Linked DNA regions of Homo sapiens: region 2 is linked to region 1. A link is a contact called in ENCODE Hi-C or POLR2A ChIA-PET data. All regions are on one chromosome and are shown on one strand. Each heading gives the region's core, a stretch centred on a gene start or an enhancer-like site at or near the end of the contact. The rest is flanking DNA. Distances are from core to core; before and after follow the strand shown.

Evidence for each region. A loop is a pair of places that touch in the nucleus more often than their neighbours do. ChIA-PET counts read pairs that join two places held with the same protein, here RNA polymerase II (POLR2A). Pooled maps may share reads with other maps.
Region 2: a loop to region 1 is called in a pooled map, with 5 times the contacts of the local background. The contact joins two enhancer-like sites. A Hi-C loop is called at or near these places in 1 of 168 maps with a recorded cell type or tissue (MCF 10A) and 3 of 50 pooled maps. POLR2A ChIA-PET finds 5 or more read pairs at or near these places in 2 of 52 experiments (MCF 10A and activated CD8-positive, alpha-beta memory T cell).

Annotation. Positions count from the first base shown.
Region 1 is chr3:189,585,991-189,593,635 of GRCh38, reverse strand. No RefSeq gene overlaps it. Among named protein-coding and RNA genes, the nearest start is that of TP63, 42 kb to the left of the region's middle. RefSeq lists an enhancer at 6,549-6,688. Within about 2 kb of position 5,060, at least 5 of the 41 ENCODE cell types and tissues checked have a DNase peak (open chromatin) inside an H3K27ac peak, as active enhancers do.
Region 2 is chr3:189,821,048-189,828,615 of GRCh38, reverse strand. All of the region lies in intron 4 of TP63 (tumor protein p63), which reads right to left. Among named protein-coding and RNA genes, the nearest start is that of MIR944, 5.1 kb to the left of the region's middle. Within about 2 kb of position 3,900, at least 4 of the 41 ENCODE cell types and tissues checked have a DNase peak (open chromatin) inside an H3K27ac peak, as active enhancers do.

The DNA.
Region 1 (7,645 bases), core at 3,811-6,310:
GCCTTATGTTTAAGTCTCTAATCCATTTTGAGTTGATTTTTGTGTATTGTGGTAGACAAGGGTCCAATTTTATTTTTCTGCGTGTGGATATTTATTTTTCCTTGTAGCATTTATTAAAAGGACTATCTGTTACTCATTGTATTTCTTAGTACCTTTATGGAAGGCCAATAAACCATAAATACCTGGATTTATTTCAAAGCTTTCTATTTTGTTCCATTGGTCTATAATGTCAGTGTTTATGCCAGTACCATGCTGTTTTTATTAAAGTAGCTTTCTGATATATTTTGAGATCAGGTATTATGACACCTCTAGCTTTGTTTATTCTGCTCAAGGTTGCTGGTTATTTGGTGCTTTGTGGTTCCATATGATTTTAAATTTTTTTTTCTTATTTCTGTAAAAGATGGCATTGGAATTTTGTTAGAGATTGCATTGACTCTGTATGTTGCTTTGAGTAGTGTGGGCATTTAAACAATATTAGTTCTTTGAATCCATGCATACAGTAAGTCTTTTCATGTATTTGTGTCTTCTTTCATTTTAAAATCAATTTTTTGTTTTCAGTTTTCAGGTCTTCTACCATATTGACTAAATTCATTCTTCAGTATTTTTTTAGGCTAAGTAGAATTGTTTTCTTAATTTGCTTTTTGATAGTTCGTTGTTAGTATATAGAAACTTAACTAATTAATGTAGATGGATTTTGTATCTTACAACTTTACTGAATTTATTAATTCTAACGGGTTTTTTTTTGGTAGTGTCTTTAGTGTTTTTTTTTTAATATACATAATGTATCTGCAAACAGACAACATTGCATCTCTTCCTTTCTGATTCGGATGCCAATTTATTTTTCTTGGCTAATTGCTGTGGCTAGGAGTTCCAGAATTATATTAAATATAAATGGTGAGAGTCAGCATTCTTCTTTGCTAATCTGGGAAGAAAAGCTTTCAGCTTTTCACCACTGAGTATGATGTTAGCTATGGCTTATTGTATATGGCCTTCATTGTGTGAGCTACATTCTTTCTATATCTGATTTGTTGAAATGTTTACCATTAAATGATGTTGTATATTGTCAAATGCTTTTTCTGGATCTATGGAGATGATCACGTAATTTTATCCTTCATTCTGTTAATGTGATATATCACATTTATTGATTTGCATGTTTTGAGCCATCTTTGCATTCCTGGAAAAAATCTTGATTGTGCTGTATGGACCTTTTAATGTTCTATTGAATTTTGTCTGCTAGTAGTTTGTGAAGGGTTTTTGTATATATGTAAATTAGGAATATTGGCTAATTTCCTTTCTTTTATTATGCTTGTCTGACTTTGCTATCAAGGTAATGCTGGCCTCATAAAATACCTTTGGAAGTGTTCCCTCCTCTTTAATTTTTTTAGAAGAGTTTGACAAGAAATGGTGTTAATTCTTTATAAATGTTTGTTAGAATTCACCAGTGAAGGCATTAGGTCATAGGATTTTCTTTGCTAGGAGGTTTTAGTTTACTGATTAAATCTCTTTACTCATTGTTGGCCTATTCAGATTTCCTATTTCTTCATAACTTAGTATTGTTAAGTTGTGTATTTTTAGAAACTTATCCATTTTTTTCTAGGTTGCCCAATTTGTTGGCATATGATGGTTCATAAAAGTCTTTAGTGATCCTTTGTATTTCTGTCATATCAATTGTAATGTCCTCTTTTTCATTTATAATTTTATTTGAGCCCTCTCATTTTTTCTTAGTCTGGGTAAATGTTTGTCAATTTTGTTTATCTTTGCAAAACTAACTCTTACTTTCATTGATCTCTTCTATAGGGTTTTCTTAGTCTCTGCTGTTATTTCTGCTTTTATTTGTGTTATTTCTTTCCTTCTACTATGTTTGGGCTTTCTTTGTTCTCCTTTTCCTAGATCCTTGAAGTGTAAAATTGGGTTGTTGATTTGAGATTTTTCTTCTTTCTTCAAGTAGGCATTTATTGCTATAAACTTCTTACTTAGAAATATTTTTGCTGTAGCCAGTGAATTTTGGTATATTTTTTTCTTTCATTTGTCTCAAGATATATTTTGATTTCCCTTTTCCCCATTGGTTGTTCAAGAATAGGATGCCCAATTTCTACATATTTGTGACTTTTTTCTGTTTTTTTCCTAGTATTTCTTTGGGTTTCATACCATTGTGGTAGGGAAAAGGTATTTGAGATGATTTTAATCTTCTCAAATTTGTCAAGACTTATTTTGTGGGCTAATATATAAAGAATTCTGAAGAATGCTTCATATGTTCTTGAAAAAATGTATGTTTTGCTGCTGTTAGCTGAAGTGTTATGCATATGTCTATCAGGTTCATTTGGTCACAGTGTTGTTTAATTCTGCTGTATCATTTTTGGTTTTCGGTCTGGATGACATATCCATTGTTTAAAGTGGGGTTATATAAGTCCTCTACTATTACTCTGTTGCTGTTTACTTTTCTCTTCATTTCTGTAATATTTGCTCAGTATATTTAGGTACCCCAATATTGGGTTCATGCATATTTACAATTGTTATATCCTCATGATGAACTGATTCTTTTATCATTATATAATGACCTTCTTTGCCTCTTGTGACAGTTTTTGACTTAAAGTCTGTGTAAGTATAGTCACCCCTGCTCTCTTGTAGTTACCATTTATGTGGCATATCTTTTCCCATCTCTTCACTTTCAACCTATGTGTGTCTTTAAAGCTAAAGTGAGTCTCTTGTAGGAAGCATACATTTTGATATCTCTCTCTCTCTCTCTCTTTTTTTAGTCACGTTTGCCATTCCATGTCTTTGATTGGAGAATTAAACCCATTTATGTTTAAAGTATTATTGACAGGAAGGAATTACTATTGTCATTTGGTTAATCATTTTCTATATACTCAGTAGTTCTCTTTTTTCTTTTTTTGGTGTGTGTTGATGATCTTTTTTTTTTTTGTAGTGGTTTGCTTTGATTCCTTTCTCTAGATTTTTTTGGATATCTTTCATTGGTGTCTGTGTATTTTAAGAAGTAAGCACCTCTTCTAATCTTTACAGACTGATTTTGGTAAGGAAAGCCCTTTACCAGTCAGCTGGCTTAATTTTGTGTGAGCAGCTCGTTGGGTCTGTGGGTAGACATGCTGTTTCAGTCCTCAGGTGGGCTGACCTGAATCCTGGGTCAGTTGGCAGGCAAACCTGGTTTCTGGGTTCACAAGGGCTTGGCTGGTGCTTTGTTCCAGTGAGGATGGCCTGGCACTAGGGCGGGCCTGGAGCTGCGGTTTGCAGGAGCCAGTCTGGCACTAGAGTTAATGGAGTATGTCCATGGCAAAACCAAATGTTGACTTTACTCTCCTTCCTCTACCTTGAAGGTATCTCTCTCCACAGTGCACTCCAGGAGCTTGCAGGAGGCTGACATGGGTAGTGTGAAACTGTCCTTTATAACCTCTTCAATGTATCTTTTATCATTTCTGTGCTCCACCTAGGCACCGCAATCTCTCATCTGGAGTCCTTATCTGTTGTGAAGTTATTTTTATGACTGGATGGTTTTTAAATTCATTTTTCTTTGAAAGGATATATGCTGGAGACTCTTATACCACCATATTGCTGATGTTACTTTCCTCTCTGCTATGTTTTCCTTGAGTCGTATTTTCATTCTTATAGCTTTGCAAAATCAATAAAATATAATCATTTGAAATGCATATTTATTTTGTTATGCATTTAATTTTAACAACAATATATGAAGGCATTTAGGCATCATGGAAATGTGTTTTAGATACATATATATATATAAAAACACTAACCTGATAAATCTAGAAACATGTTTGTTGATAGACTGGCCTCAATATTGCTAATAAAAAGATCATATATAAGAGGTCTGGTCAAACTTATTGCATGCTGTTGTAAGACTTTTATGTGTTAGTGGATGCAACTGGCTTGCTAACACAGGTATCCTTGTGTTTGTTGAATGAAAACGAATGTATGAATAAATGAAAAAGTGAATGGATTTTGGATGCAGACTTTACGATAGTGTTCACCTCCAGAGAGAGTTCAATGAGCCCACCTGCGGGATTTGGAGGGCTAGGTGGGTGAGGAACCAGACATCTCAGTACCCTACTTTCTAATTTTATCAACATCTTATATAAGCCATGTGTAACATTACAGTGATACCTCAATTAACACAACCTTTGGAACAAAGGTCCCTTATAATCAAGTTGGAAGCATTGACAATAACTCATAAACTTGCAAAGCATGCTACCATGTGTCACTCTGCTCTGTGTCAGTATTCCAGTGAAGCCGCATGTCTGCACTTGGCAGATACCATTGTGCATAGCTGCCACTGGCACCCACAATCAATAGAACTGATACTATATTCCTGTTCAACTTGTTCTCTCCTCTTGGCTTTCTTTTTTCTGATCTCTTTTCAACATTAATGGCTATATCTCCTTCCACTCAAGTGTCTGATGTCCTTCTGTTCTTTAGCTTCTAATCCCCACCCTATCAAAATAAAAAGAGGTCTTGTGGATAGCTTTTCATACTGGTGACTTGCCTGATTGATTTCAGCTAATTCTGAGGTAATACATATTTATATACCAGGCAGTGCACATTATAAAACCACACCTGCCAATAGTTCTGGGAAGGGATAACACATGGTTTAGAAAGATCACTGAAAAAGAGCATTGTATGATCTATGTCATTGAAGGCTGTATTGCTGAATCACCACATGCTATTGAACTGCCAGTCCTTTTTGCTGACCTTGTTTCCACATTTACAAAATGAGAGGATCGATGATCTCTAAGGATCTTTCCAGATCTAGCTTTCTTGGATACAGAATTCATAACCGAAAACCTATGGAGAGAATTAGCTGTTTCTCTCTCAATTCCAAGATTCGGGAGAACTGAAAATGCATAGTGCCGGCTGATGTTGTTTTATCATGCTGAGTCACAGAAGAAATTTTTTTGAAAATATTTCTCTTGAAATATAAAAGGAATTATCACTAGGGTGCTTAGTAATAACCCCTTAGGGAAAAAGGCAGAGAATTACAAAACCAAGTGGCATGACACCACTACTATCTTCCCAGAATCTGGATAGAAGTTTCAAGAGTCAGGACGTGATTCACAGTGTTCTTTTTTCTTCTGCAATCATGGAATCATGTATCCAAATGCAGCCTTCATCAGCCTTTTTTCTTGAGTTTCAGTGATAAGAATATCTCTCTTGTTAACTCTGGACACATACTGAGTGTGAAAAAAAATTAGTAGCTTCAAACTACTAAAAATCCAACCAACCAACCTAACGTATCTTAAGTTGTAAAACCCAGCTTCCTCCCACTTAGTTTCTACTGCCCTTTTACCAGCCCTAGGCATTTGGAAGGTGGAAGGGGAATTCAATGTACATAATTTCCTATTACTGGATTTACATGGCTTGTAAGGCAAAACTGGGCATTTTGCCTGTAACTCTTCAGAGAGAATTTATCAGGCACAGACTCTGAGCTTAGAATTTTACTACCACAAATATAAGAAACTTAAAAAGGTAGAAAGGCATGTTTCCCTGGTGCTAAAATATTTAAAGGTATTCTCTCTTACCCTCTCCAGTTGTTCTGTCTTTACAGAGTACTGAAATCTCAGACTGATGAGGATCTTATAAGAAAGGTTATCAAATGTTCTGTCTGATGCAGTCTTCCACAGCCCCTTGAAGTAATATCTAACTTTTGCCTGAACATTGTCTTTGATAGGGAACTCATTTCCTCACAAGATGGCCAGTTCTATTTCCAAATGGCATTGATTCTAACAGAGTTCTTCTCTCTACATTAAAGTAAAATATGACTCACTACAATTTCTACCCAATGAAATGTTTAATTCTCCCTCTTGGGGCCTCATGTTAATTCCTCTTACCCTTGATATTCCTTAAAATATTTAAAGACAGCACAGTCTCTGAAATGAAGTTCCTTGAATTCTCCCAGAGAAGGAACTTGAATTACAAAATTGGCTAGAGAGGAGATGACAATTATTTGGATGTACAATTATTTCCAGGTGGTCACAACGCAGTTATTATTATTAATGCAGATGAAGTGAAAATTAGGTAGCAGGAAAAAAGTGAAAGGTTCAATTCCTCATATCTTAAATAAGTTAATGAATCAGTCGATTCATCAAAGCAGCAAGAACAAAAAAGCAGTTGGTGAGAGCTCTATTTTGGCAGGAGGAAAGCTCAATTTCACATCCACTATTTTATGCCTATCTCCTCTCCCTGTGTTGCTAATTATCTAAAATGAAAGTTTTGCTGCTTACTAATGACTAGAAAGAGAAGAGAGAGATAAATTGGTAAAGTTACTAAAAATAATCTCAGAGATACACAGAGGTTGACACAGAGGATGACACACTGAGGGTGCAAAGGATCATTTTCTAGATTGGAAAGCGAACCACATCAAATATTGCAAAACTGAAAAGGGAAAACTAAACTGCTCTGCATTAGGACCATACATAGAAGTGAAAAAGCACAAAGTAAGGGTGATGTGATTAGCAGAGGCACAAGTTAAAGACATAGGACTTTTGTTGTTGTTGTTGTCGTCGTCAAGTAGTGTGGCTATTTGAAATGAATAGTACAAATGTAGGCTACGTTCATGACAGGGTGTTTCCAAACAGAGGAGTATCGTGTTCCAAACCAAGAAACCATACCAAGGGTACAGTTCTAGCTGCCATGGCTTTCAAGAAAAGCAAACATCCTGGAACATTTTTGGAGTAATTTGACTAGGTTGGAGAAGTAACAAAACTATACCTTTACAAAGAGGAATGAAGGCTTTTGTAAATATTCATCTTGGATCAGAAAGAGCTCATGGAAAAACTTGAATGATTCTTCTGGAAAGGACGAATTAGAGGTAATAAAGGGGGAGAAAATTTCAGGAAGGCAAAATAAGGTTCAATATAAGGAAGCGCTTTCTAAACAGAACTATCTAACAATACGATAGGTCAGCTCAAATAGTAGAGAAATTGAGGCTAGGTCCATTGCTACGGATCCTGCTTTAGGGGAAATTTAGGCATCTGATTAACATTCCGGCTCAGTAGGTCCTTAAAATATAAAACTTTACTTCAGAACAAGATAACACCTTGAGACTTGGATTTGCTGTAGTCTTAAGACAAGTCTCATCTAACTAGGAGAATGACCCTAGACTAGAGACACAACTTTTAGTTTGTGCTCTAGGCTAAACAGTTTTGTAACTTTAAGCAATTTCTTTTCCTCCCTGGGCTTGGCTTTTCTTCTACAAAAGGCAGGGATATGTACTTAGATCATTGATTTTCAAACTTAAAATATTACCCGGAAGCATAAATAATTAAAATAAATTAATTAAGGAATACACTGTTGGTGGGAATATAAATTAGTACAGCCACTATGGAAAGCAGTATGGAGGTTCCTCAAAAACATTAAAAATAAAACTACCATATGATCCCAAATTGGACCCCACTTTCCACTCCTTGGCAATATCTTGGAACATCGCATTATAAGTTTGCCTTGTCATCTCAAAGGAACTCTGAGTTGCTTGTGACAGCATATTGAAACATGCTTGGGGTTGGTTAGGAATCATAACTTCTCCACTTGCTAACTGTGTGATCCTGAGAAAATGACTTACCTTCTTTGAGCCTCAGTTTCCTCATTTGTAAAATAATAATGGGTATGTATGCCAATTAAAAGG
Region 2 (7,568 bases), core at 2,651-5,150, 240 kb before region 1:
TAGAGAATATAAAATGTTCTTTTGTCTGACCAATTACAGGTATGTGGTTCTTCTCATAGTCAAAGCAGAAGGATAAATAGCCAAGACTAATCCTAACTAAAGAAAGCAAAGCATGGCACCAAAAAGGCCCCAAACCTTGAGGAATATATCATTCAACTAGTTTCTTGGTACAGTCCTTATAAGAAGTACCTCTAAAACCAATGTCTAGAAAATGTTACAATGGTAGGAGTCAAAATAATCCCAATTACGGAAAATAGGTTTCTATCTCTAAAATATATACTGCAAAACCACCCCAAACCCCACACTCACCTCCTTTCCCCTTTGCCTGCCCATATCTCCGTATCTCTCTCTCTTTTTTTTTTTTTTGCTTGTTTTGAGATGGAGTCTCGCTCTGTTGCCCAGGCTGGAGCACAGCGGCACGATCTCAGCTCACTGCAACCTCTGCCTCCTGGGTTCAAGCAATTATCCTGCCTCGGCTTCCCGAGTAGCTGGGACTACAGGCGCCCACCACCTAGCCCAGCTAATTTTTGTATTTTTAGTAGAGAAAGGGTTTCATCATATCAGCCAGGCTGGTCTTGAACTCCAGACCTCAGGTGATCCACCAGCCTCGGCCTCCCAAAGTGCTGGGATTACAGGCATGAGCCATTGCACCTGGCCCCCATATCTCTTATCTAAAATATTGCAACACCTTTCCAATTAGCCTCCCTGCTTTTAGTCTCCCTACCTCCAAACTGCTGCCAGTTAGCTTCCTCCAACAGAACATGATGTCATCTCCCAACTCACAGCCCTTCCATGTTTTCTTAACACTTGCAGGACTAGAGCCAAACTCCTTAGGGTGGTATTCACAGCCCATCTCAATCTGGCTCTGTGGACTTCTCTCTAGCCTCATTTCCTGCTACTCCTGTTCCTGCAAACTTTCTATGGTCCAGGTATACCAAACTGCTTCCCACTCCTAGACTTACATAACACATTCATGTCTCCATGCCTTTACTTACCCTGGTCCCTCTACCTGGAATATCTATTCTTATTTTTCCCAAGACTTTGCTTATCCTTGAAGGCCCAACTTTAAATGCAAAGTTTTCTGTGAAACTAGCAAAATCAGTTTTCTGTACTACATTCCACTTTGTTTAGGTAATAGGTATTACCTGAAAAATATTTGTTAAGACCCATTATATGTGCCAGCACTAAGACCCAGAGATGAAAGGTCAAAGCTACTGCCTCTGAACTCCTGAGTACGTGTCTGTAAGGGGGAGCTGGTGGGGGGTGGGTATCACAAGGCAAGTGTTCATCTACAATTAATGCTTCCAATGAGTTTTAAAGAATAAGTAGGAGTCTGCATGGCAGACAGAGGTGGTGGTGGCTAGGGGAACATTCCAGACAGATTATAGCACCTGTCACACTAAATTACAACTAGGTTTATCAGTTTGCCCTTCTTGACTGTGAGCTCTTTGAGAAAGGGCTAACTTATCTATTAATATAATTACCCAATAGTGTCTAGCCTTAATAATAACTAGCACAATTTATCAAGGCCCTGCTCAGTGGCAGGAACTATATTATGGGCTTCATATATTGAACTTTCAAAAGCCTTCAATGGAGATTATTTTCACCTCACAGAAGAGAAAATTGAGTCTCAGAAGCATCAGGTCACTTGCCTAGTCAACCCAGCTAGTCAACTGTGGAGTTATATCTGTTTTTCTTCAATGTGTACCTTCCAGTGCTTAGAAAATGCATGTTGAAACTAAAGGTGCTGTTCAGTGAACTCTAACATTTGAGACCTCATAGTATGGGGCCTTCAACTAAGCCTCAACAAACGCATCTTGGGACATGTGTGCACATGCATACCATACAAAATTACAAGGCACCAGTTGGAGAGATCCTATGAGACTCATGCTATGCGTCCTCTTAGTTACACCAGTTTCGGTGGTTAGTAATTCTGAAGCTTATAAGGAGATAGAACTGAAAATATTTCAAGCCAAAATTATTAATACTGAATTTTCATGTTGTGGAGCTCTACACATATCCTGCAACTTACTGATAAACAATCCTTTCAGTTTTTTAATTGGGATATTTCACTCAACTCCTGACTTTGGAATAGTTCCTTCGTATTCTATTTTACGAATATTTCCCTCAAATAAAAACTGTATGTGTCTTGGAATGCCAGAAAGTTAAAAATAAAACAAAAAATATACACAGTATCCCTTCCTAGAGAGACTCATTGTTTACATCACGGTGTCCATAAAATCATTTTTCAAGTAGTATAAGCAAAAGGGAAGTTAAATTTCTGGATGTGGACTAATCAATGCCTTTTCCAAGAAGCTCATCAAATATAATCAACCTACCTTCATTTAAGAGACAAAATGCTTCTTTTGAATTTTCCAAGTCAGAGGATAACATTTGTCCTTGCCTTAGTCAATACTTACAGTGGGCTCAGTCAGTATGTAAAGATTTGGTTTTATGAACTAGAAAATTTTAATTACACTAATTTCCCCCATGGAAGCTCAAAAGATTCATTTAGCTAAAAAGAACCATAAAACTTTAAGTTTTAAATGTCCTTAATATTTTTCTCACCATTTCCTATTTTTTTCTTCCCTTTTCTGCCCTGTCCTCCATGTAGCTCACGTCCTTCTTCAGAGAAAGAAACAAGGAGCAAGAAGCAAGTGGGGGAGAGAGAGAAGGAGGGGGAAGGGTGGAGAGGCTGCAGGGAAGAGCAATCTTTCTTGTAAACTCTGAATACTGGGTACAAATTACAGCGCATACCCCTAACTTTCTTTCCAAATGATGTGTTGAGAAGTACATGACTACCATAAAATATTATTTTTTTTAAAGCACGTGGATTTAAGAAGATGCATTAGCACTACATAAGCAATGGCTGTTAAAAACAAAAGAGAAGGCTTCCACTATCTTTCCTAAAAGGCATTTCCTATTATGTGTAAATATATGATAAAGGGAAAGAATAGAGAAGACACAATTAAAAATCATGTTGTTTAATAGATACTGATATTATTTAAGCTTATTCTTTCTTATTGACGTCCATCCCCAATTCTGTTATTTTATTTTTAATCAAGTTTTGAGCAATACCTCTGGGTATTTTGAAGCAAATATCCATGTATTTCCCTTTTATTCTTTGCATAAATTCTCTACCAAGAACATTTAAAAACGTGGAAAGCATAATTTATTTTTGCCTGCTGCTGGATTAATCGGTAGACTCACGAATGATTGCAGATATTCCTAATACTTTTCTATCTACTTCATATTGATAACCATTTTTATATCACTTAGCTCAATATTGGCACTGCTCAAACTCCAACAGGGTGTATAGTTTAGCCACCACGCTGTGAATGTATATGCCTATTATATGAGGAAATAACATTTTAAGGTGATTCCTCCAAAACTTTATAAATCATTTTAAAAATTAGACATGTTTGAACAGGCACTAACACACAAACAGGTCTTGGCTGTATCTCATGCAGAATAAGGGTTTGTTGCAGATGTTCTCCTGCAAGCTACATCTTGCCTATTACAAGAACATTCATCTCCCAAACACACCATTTTACCTTCTTTGCCAGAAGCAAAACAAAACACACGCACAAATCAGAGAGCTTTTATTACTATTATTTTTAATTCTGAAATTCTTCCACTTATTCTATATCCTTACAGAGGAGAGGAACCAAACATCTGATTTCTAAAATGCTGCTGTCTGATGATAGCTCAGTTTGCTTTCCCCCTGAACAAGCTACTGATATTAGGGGAGTCTAACCCATGTCTTTTTTTTTTTTTTTTTAAACCTACAAAACCGATGCCTGGGCCAGCACTGACTCATAAAACTGGAGACATTAGCTCATGGCAATGATTCAGTCGTGAGAATTCTGACAAGGGCCTCTCCCTCCCTGGTGCTTTAAGAGGAAAATCGTCCTGAGTAAGTATGGCTTGTGATCTAGGCACAGATGTTACTGTGTCTGTGATCAAGTATTATAAGGAAAGGGGCAGTGCCGTGTGACAGCAGCCACCCTAAGGAGAAAATCACTGTCTTCACAGGAAAACAGTTTCACAGCAGCCCCGGCACAGCCTAATTGGAAAAGTCCAGGCTAGGCACGGTGGCTCACTCCTGTAATCCCAGCACTTTGGGAGGCTGAGGCAGGTGGATCACCTGAGGTCAGGAGTTCAAGACCAGCCTGGCCAACATGGTGAAACCCCAACTCTACTAAAAATACAAAAATTAGCCAGGCATGGTGGCAGGCACCTGTAGTCCTAGCTACTGGGGAGGCTGAGGCAGGAGAATGGCTCGAATCCGGAATGGCTCGAACCCAGGAGGCAGAGGTTGCAGTGAGCCAAGATTGTGCCACTGCACTCCAGCCTGGGTGACGGAGCGAGACTCTGTCTCAAAAAAAAAATAATAATAATAATAAAATAAATAAATAAAACAGTCCTACAAAAAGGCCCTGGGCTCCCACGGCCAGCCATTTCAATCAGCCTGGGAGAAAAATATGAATTTTATTCACTGGACTGCTTTGGTTTCTCCTCAAGGAGAGAGGAAAGGCAGGTTTCCTTTGAAAGGATCCTCTTGAAACGATCAAGGTTTGGGGGGCTATTAGGCTTTTGGCATTTATTGCTAGGTGTGAGAGAGAGAGCATGAAAGGAAGTCTTGAGATTAGGCTGGATAAGAGTTATCTCACTGAACCAGCACCTTCATCTTGGACACCAGGTGAGAGGATACAAATGTTCATTTGGCAAGACAGAAAGCTGAAAGGTATACCTGCTGCCTCTATCCGAAGTCTATCATGCGGTTTGCATGATAGACTTCCTAGTTTACAAATCACTTTCACCCCATCATCTCATTTAATCCTCACAATAACCCTTCAGGATAGGTAGCATCATCCTCATTTTGAAGACAAGAAAACTGAGGCACTAGGGAGGAAGTGATTCGTCAAGGTCCCAGCTAGAGAATGGCAGCCAAGCCTTTAGGACAGACCTGCTCTAGTAAAATAGCTAATCATTTTGGCTCCTTTTCTGGCTCTCCATTCCTCCTCCCTACCTTTCTATCTAGCCCTTTGGAGTAGTGACTTCAGCAACTGACTCTTGCCCTATCTCACCTCTGTCCTTCCCCTGGTGAGTGAGCCACATCACCGACTGAGTGCTCAGCTCCACAGTGTGCGTCTGCATGCCGTGGCATTCTCCAAACTGCTCTCCTTTACTGCAGGCCCCTCCAACCAACCGCCATCTGCTGTCAGGTTAATCTACTTTATATACCGATCTGAAGAGGTGCTGAAAAAGTATGCAATGTCAGCACACTGCCCATGCGATAGAGTTAAAAAGCCTTACCCTACATAGGCTGGCCCATCCTACCTTTTAGCTTCACCCTATGTAGTTTCCTACATAGAACCACAGCTTCAGAGAGAAAAGAAGAGTCACTGTCCTGGGGAAAGGCACAGAAGGCTTGCTGTGTGTTTTGGTGTAGGCTGAGTCCACTGCCTGTCTGGAGAGTCTACTCTCTTCAGTTAACCAATGGTCTGGCATAGAAAAGGTCAATTGCAGTCAATCTGTATCTTTCTGGTCACAAAATACTTCTCTTCTGGATGCAAAGAATTTGAATTCAAGGGGAACTTCAGAGGCTGCTTGATTGTTTCTCTCATCTAAAACTTGAGTCAAGGGTGTCTCACTCTCTGGAGGTGGAGAACTCACCACCACTGGAGGCAGTGCAGCCACCCCTAGAGAACCCTGACCATTCATTTTCTGCTGCAATCTGCCTTCCTGTGGCTTCCCTTCTTACGTGGTTATTGTGCCTTTGGGGACATCTAAAGAAGTCTAAAATATCTCTAGGAAAGCTGGCCATAAAGAAGGAGCTCTATACAACTGATGAAGAGCGTTATCATTTTGTAGCATGAGTCCGAGTCATTTTGGGCTAAGGCTCCAAAAATAAACAATGCTCTTTCCCAGGGCACTTTAACTTATCTCAAAATTGTGCTTCTGAAACAATTATTGAAGGCACTTGTACATCAGAAGTGTTCCTGGTAGTGCGCCTGGGTATAATAACTCAATGTTACAAGATAAATACTACTCATCTTCCTGGAACAACAATTTTAAAGACTTTTTAATGAGGGGAAGAAATACCTATATTGAAATATATATTTATATTTGAATGCAAAGTTGAAATAAGTTTTTCAGAAAGAAAATGATATGTCTTCTATGGACCATTTCAGATTAAACCCTCAGGATGGCTAATCTAGCCATTCATTTTCCTCTGCTCTTAATTGGGGTAAAAGTTTTAAAGTACTATCCTAATACATCACCTCTACTAGGCACCAGAGGCTAGAGCTACTTTATGGAGTAGATTTCCTGCTATGATTCTGGACAAATCTATGAATAAGGTAGGTTTAGTGTAAATTCTAATCCTAAATCTATGATCCATCCTAATAGAAATTACCATTTACAGGCATTGTTTTAGGCACTTTATACTTATTATATCAAATCCTACCAATAACATCGTTACCTAAAGGAGTATCATCCCTATTTGAAAGGTGAGGAAGCCGCTCTAGAGACAGTGTTTAGCCCAACACCATACAGCTAGAGAGAAGTGAAATTCAACCCCCCAGGTCTATCTGACCACAAAGCTGAATTCTTTCTCCTACACCCTCCTGTTTCCTTAGGCACTATTTGTCCTTTAGTAAAAGAGCCATAGTCCCTGCTTTCAAGAAGAGCCAGGATGTGCTAAATATCATATTTGTAATCTTCATCTTATAAAACAACCAAAAAAGATATACTGTAAGTATCATATGCTTTATACGATATCTCGTAATTAGCAGTTAAGGGGACATTTTCATTTTAAATCAGGAACTTATGGAAAGAAGATAATTCAAAGTATTGCATTTTTTGTTTCTGAAGTCTAAATTCCAATGTCAAATTAAGAAAGCAATAAATTAGGAGATAATCTATGCCCTACAACCACATGCCCAAATAACAACTTAAAAACAAAAGTTCAAACCATTAGAAACAGAAAATCTGTTAGTTGGGAATGCTTTAAGCGAGGCTTAGGAAAATATAACCTCTCTCACTGTTCATATAGCAGCGTGGGCAGTACCCAGGCAACACTCTAATTCTTTCCCTTGTTGTTCTGAAGCATCCTCCATGTGGTAAGCACGCTTGACCCTCTATTGAGACCAGTGACAAAAGATGACAAAGTAGCTGTGGCCATTTCTTTCTCTCTGGCTCTGGAGGAGGTGGAGATTACTGCAGTCACCAGGACCCTCAAATGCAAACAGTATGAATGCAGGAATCAAATCTAAGCGCTGTGAAGTGAGGCTGTATTCTGAGTTAGTGCAAGGGAAACATACATTCAAAAGTAACCATAATAAAAGAATACTTCTAACAAGTAGAAAGAACATAAAAGTAAAAAATGCTTCTATATGAAAATACTGCTTCAATTACATCACAGCACTAGCTACCAAAATAAAACCACTGCTAGTACACATGAATCAAAGGTCTTAATTTGTTATTGCTTTTTTTTGTTCTTTTCACTAAAATTCAAATAGATATTTAATGAGACCTTCCTTCCTGGAAGTTTCAAAGAATTT